Regions from separate parts of the Homo sapiens genome. Here region 2 is linked to region 1. The links are chromatin loops, found by intact Hi-C in ENCODE. Cell type or tissue: IMR-90. All regions are shown on one strand. Each heading gives the region's core, and the rest is flanking DNA. Links, peaks and the distances in the headings are about the cores only.

Region 1 (2,812 bases), core at 210-2,709:
TTATGCCATTACCACAATACACTGATTATTGTAGTTTTGTATTACGTTTTGAGATTAGGGAGTTTGAGTCCTCCAACTTTGTTCTTTTTCAAAATTGTTTTGGCCCTTCTGGATCCCTTGAATTTCCACATGAATTTTAGGATCAGCTTCTCCATTTCTACAAGGAAGTCAGTTGAGATTGTGATAGAAATGTGCTGAACTTACAGATCAATTTGGCAAATACTGCCATTTAAACAAAATGTTGCTCTATGAACATTTGCTGCTTTTCCATTTATTCAGATCATTTTTAATTTATTTCGACGTTTTATGGTTTTCAGCGTATAAGTGTTGCACTTCTTTTGTTAAATTTATTCCTAAGAGTTTATTCTTTTTGATGTTAGGTTTTTTTCTTTTTTCTTTTTCTTTTTTTCTTTTTTTTCGTTTTTGTTTTTGAGACAGGGTCTCACTCTGTCACCCAGGCTGGAGTGCAGTGGCACGATCACAGCTTACTGCAGCCTTGACCTCTTGGGCTCAAGTGATCTTTCTGCTTCAACCTCCTGAGTAACCAGGACCAGAGTTGCACGGCACCATGCCTGCCTAATTTTTTAATTTTTTGTAGAGACAGGGTTTTGCTATGTTGCCTAGGTTGGTCTCGAACTCCTGGGCTCGAGTGATCCTCCCGCCTCAGCCTCCCAAAGTGCTGTGATTACAGGCCTGAGCCACTGCACCCAGCCCAATGTTAGTTTACATATAATTGTTTTCACAATTTTATTTTTGGTTTATTCACTGCTAATATGTAGAAATACAATGGATTTTAATACATTAATCTTGTATCCTGAAAACTTGCTGAACTCATTTATTAGTTGTGATAGTTTTTCATTGGATTCCTTAGGATTTTCTTTATACAGGATCATGTCATCTGCAAATAGGGATAGTTTAAATTCTTCCTTTTAAGTCTAGATGCTCTTTGTTTCATTTTCTGCCTAATTGTCCTCCAGTACAATGTTGGCCAAAAGTGGCAAGCCTGGATATTTATCTTGTTTTTGGTCTCAGGGGGACCACTATGATCTTCAGTCATTTGCCACTAAGTATGATGTTAGCTGATTTTTTTTTTTTTAAGATGGCCTTTATCGGGTTAAGGAAGTTCCTTTTTACTCCTAGTTTTGGGTGCATTTTTATTAAGAAAGGGTATTGAATTTTGTTAAATGCTTTTGCTGCTTCTATTGAGATGATCATCTAGTTTTTGTTATTTATTCTACTGATGTGGTATATTACATTGATTTTTGTATATTAAGCTAACTTTGCATTCCTGGGATAAATCCCACATGGTGATGGTGTATAATCCTTTTTTTTTTTTTTTTCTTTTTGAGACAGGGTCTCACTCTGTCGCCAGGTGGAAGTGTAGTGGCACGATCTCGGCTCACTGCAACCTCTGGCTCCTGGGTTCAAGCAATTCTCCTGCCTCAGCCTCCCGAGTAGCTGGGATTATAGGCATGTGCCACCACACCCGACTAATTTTTGTATTTTTAGTAGAGACAGGGTTTCACCATGTTGGCCAGGCTGGTCTTGAACTCCTGACCTCAGGTGATCTGCCCACCTCGGCCTTCCAAAGTGCTGGGATTACAGGCGTGAGCCACTGCACCTAGCCTATAATCCTTTTTTATAGATTGCTATATTTAACTTGCTAGTATATTTTGTTAAGGATTTTCACATCTATGTTCATAAGAGATAATGGTCTATAGCATTGTTTTTGTATGTGTGTGTTTTTTCTTGTGTCTTTTTCTAATGAGGGTAATACTGGTCTCATAGAATGAATTGGGAAGTGTTCCCTTCGTTTTTGGAGGGTGGGGGTGGAGGGAGGGTTTGTAAATAATTGATATTAATTTTTCTTTAAATATTTGATAGAATTCCCCAGTGAGCTCTGTTGCCTAGGCTGGAGTGGATCTTAGCCCACTGTAACCTTGAACTCCTAGGCTCAAGTGATCGTCCTGCCTCAGCCTTCTGAGTAGCTAAGACTACAGGTGTGTACCACCACACCCAGCTAATTATTTTGTTTTTGTGGAGGTAGGGTTTTGCTATTTTGCCCAGGCTGGTCTTGAACTCCTGGCGTCAAGCAACCCTCCCACCTTGTCCTCCCAAATCGTTACAACTACAGCCACCTCTCCTGGCACTGGGGTTTGCTTTATAGGAATTTTTTTTATTATGAATTTAGTTTATTATAGGCCTATTCAGATTTTCTGTTTCTTACAAAGTCAGTTTTGGTAGTTTGTGTCTTTCTAGGAATTTGTCTATTTCATCTAGGTTTTCTAATTTGTTGGCATACAGTTCATGTCTGGTGATTTTTATTGGATGCTAAACTTTGTAAGTTTTATATTATTGGATGGTGGATCTTTGTGTATCTCTGTAAATATTATTGAGCTTTGTTCTGGATCGACGCTGTTTGATCCATTTGGGTGTTGCTTTTAAGCTCTGTTAGATGGAAGCAGAACAGTACTTTGGATTAATGTTCTTCACTACTGAAGCAACTGAATCTTCTGAGTCTTCTACTTAGTGCCCCACGAATGATGGTTTTTACTCTGTCTGGTGAGATTAGGCACAATTCCTGGCCCCGTGTGAGTTCCAAAGATTGTTTCTTCTAATCATTTTGGGTAGTTATTTCCCCAGCTTAGGGCAGTTTTCTCACATAAACGTGCTGTTTTTGAACTCAGCTGAATACTCAGAGGGTCTCCTACAGATCTCTGGAGTTCTTTCTCTGTGCAGCTCTTTTCTCTCTTGGTACTACTGTATGCTGCAAATTCTGATTCCTTGGCCTTTTCAGAATCTAGCTCTGGCT
Region 2 (2,812 bases), core at 199-2,698, 190 kb after region 1:
TGACTTATGAGGAAAGAAACTTCCAGGGAGATGTTCAAGGCAAAAGCCAGTGTGTGTTGGGTTGAGGAGGGAGTGGAAGGTAAAGAAATAGAGGCAGTGCTGAGAGGTTACTGAAAATTGTTCAGTACACATTGACCGCTCACTGCATGTCATCAGATTTAAAATGTTCAGCCTAGAATATCTTTTCTAGGCCTTGTTTGTATTTTAACTACTACTTTAAAAACATTTCTAGGTCATTCTTTTTTATGTTTGATACCATTGAGATAGTTAAAGGAAATAATAGTTTGTACTAGTTCTGTGCAGCTGCTGTGTTCAGAACCCTGCCTGGTTTGGAAGTTTCTTAAAGAGCACTTTTATCTGAAAAAGTAGCATCTAATTGGAGTTTTCAGAAATAGGGGCAATTGGAAGTTTAAACTGTGAGATACAAGAATGGAATAAGAAAAATGGGATGAGGAAGGGGAGGAGATTCAATTATTAGAGCACGTAAATGGTTCTTAAAAGAAAATGAATGGAGGACGGGCACGGTAGCTCATGCCTTTTATCCCAGCACTTTGGGAGGCTGAGGCAGGTGGATCACCTGAGGTCAGTAGTTCGAGGCCAGCCTGGCCAACATGGTGAAACCCCGTCTCTACTAAAAATACAAAATTAGCCGGGTATGGTGGTGCACACCTGTAATCCCAGCTACTTGAGAGACTGAGGCAGGAGAATCGCTTGATCCTGGGAGGCGGAGGTTGCAGAGAGCCGAGATCACGCCACTGTACTCCAGCCTGGGCAACAAGAGCGAAACTCCGCCTCAAAAAAAAAAGTAAATGAATGGACGGCCAGGTGCGGTGGCTCACGCCTATAATCCCAGCACTTTGGGAGGCTGAGGCGGGCAGATCACCTGAAGTCAGGAGTTCGAGACTAGCCTGGCCAAGATGATGAAACTCCGTCTCTGTTAAACATACAAAAATTAGTGAGGCGTGGTGGTGCACGCCAGCTACTCGGGAGGCTGAGGCAGGAGAATCACTTGAACCTGGAAGGTGGAGGTTGCAGGAAGCTGAGATCCTGCTACTCCACTCTAGCCTGGGCAACAGAGCAAGACTCAGTCTCAAAAAACAAACAAAAAAAGAAGTAAATGAATGGAAATCAGAAAATAGGATACACAGCCTTTTTTTTTTTTTTTTTTTTTTTTTTTTTTACCCCACAATGTTTTTATTTCCCTATAGTACTGAGATCATGTTTAAGCCACAAACCTTTCCTCTGGAAGATAAGAAACTATGCACTTACTTTGAACAGCTCATCTTTAGAAAAACTTGCACAACTTACAAATCCTTAAGATTCAGAAAAGAGACAGCCTGAAAAGTAACATATTCAGACTTTTAATGATAGCTTCTCTTGCCCTTTATCGTCTAACATTCTGGACCATGATGATGGGTGATGCACACTGATTCTGATGTCTTAAGTTTGGACTTTGGGAGTCAATTTGGATCAGACATCCTGCCTGAAAAGCTGTGTTGCTCTCCAATTAGTGCCGGCAATTCTGGTTGGCCTTTAAAAGCTTAACATTCTTGGATTCACAGAAAGGTGTGATTTAAAAAATAGAGTAAGAATTCATTCAGGTGCTGAAACACAGTTTGCTATGACTAAGGTGGTGTCTTGGGCGTTTTCTGACTGTTTCCTGGAGGTTTTGTTTTTTTCTTTTTATACTTTGACCTATTTGTACATGATGTCCTGGAGTTTGAATGACTAATCTCCTGGGCCAGAGCACACTGTATTGGGAGGAAAGTGGTTGAGGTGTGTTCCCATTTTATAATGACTTTATCATTTACAATCCATTCTGTCTCTGATGTGGTGGGAAAGTGCCCTGAGGAACTTTTGCAAGGAATCTTACATGATACGTGATACCTACCAAATTTCTTCAGTTGAAACAGTGCTGTGAATGTTTTAAAGTGAGTCAAACTGGTGTTCAGCCCTCAGTCCTGCAGGTCACTCTGTCATGTCTTGTTGTTTTTCTGGATTGAGTTAAAAGTATGTAGTAGACCTGGGTAACTTATAATGAAGATTCTTGACCTTTATAGCAGGGCAGCCTTACAGAAACATAGCTCTTTCTGTCCTAAAAACCAGTTGGGATGAATTTCTCCAGTCTCTGCCAACTTCTTGTTTATTCTCATAATAAGATAAAAGGGGATTGCGAATGCCCTGTGCTATAGAATCCTCCAGTAACAGATAGAAAATTAATATTAAATAATCTTCATTCATTCATTTACCAGTTATGTATCCATCTGTTGTTATAGGTCATGAATATTAGATAATGACTAATTTTCTTTTCTTTTTTTTTTGAGACAGAGTCTTGCTCTGTGGCCCAGGCTGGAGGGCAGTGGCACGATCTCGGCTCACTGCAACCCCCGCTTCCCAGGTTCAAGCAATTCTCGTCCTCAGCCTCCTGAGTAGCTGGGAATACAGGCGCATGCCACCACGCCCAGCTAATTTTTGTATTTTTAGTAGAGACTAGGTTTCACAATGTCGGCCAGGATGGTCTCGATCTCCTGACCCTGTGATCTACCCACCTCGGCCTCCCAAAGTGCTGGGATTACAGGCGTGAGCCATCGCGCCTGGCCGACTAATTTTATTTTCTTAAGTCACACATTTATTCTGCTCATCAGATTTTGGATCCTCTGACCTCCACTCCCCCTCCCCTTACTGGGAGGCCTGGTGCTGCCTTGTGATTAGCTGAGGTTAGACATGGGGTTACCTGGAAATTGCTGCAGGCACCTGCTCTTTTCTCCTGTCACCCACAGTATGTTAATGTCCAGTAGTGGCATAGATTGGG

What was found. Peaks named below come from ENCODE experiments on the same cell type or tissue, not always from the same donor. Only the 100,000 strongest peaks of a DNase experiment are listed, where the experiment ranks them.
Region 2: it touches region 1 in a loop (2.3-fold over the local background); 5 of 110 quality-filtered maps call a loop at or near these places.

What each region holds. Positions count from the first base shown.
Region 1 is chr22:40,063,290-40,066,101 of GRCh38, forward strand. It overlaps a transcript of TNRC6B not described here. Among named protein-coding and RNA genes, the nearest start is that of TNRC6B-DT, 20 kb to the left of the region's middle. In IMR-90, for the core only: no CTCF peak of the experiment used is centred there; no DNase peak of the experiment used is centred there.
Region 2 is chr22:40,256,922-40,259,733 of GRCh38, forward strand. The region is part of intron 3 of TNRC6B (trinucleotide repeat containing adaptor 6B); the gene reads left to right. LOC124905121 (a long non-coding RNA gene) reads right to left here. Exons shown (of 2, transcript XR_007068107.1): 2 at 2,121-2,812. Among named protein-coding and RNA genes, the nearest start is that of TNRC6B, 80 kb to the left of the region's middle. In IMR-90, for the core only: no CTCF peak of the experiment used is centred there; a DNase peak (open chromatin) is centred at 1,260.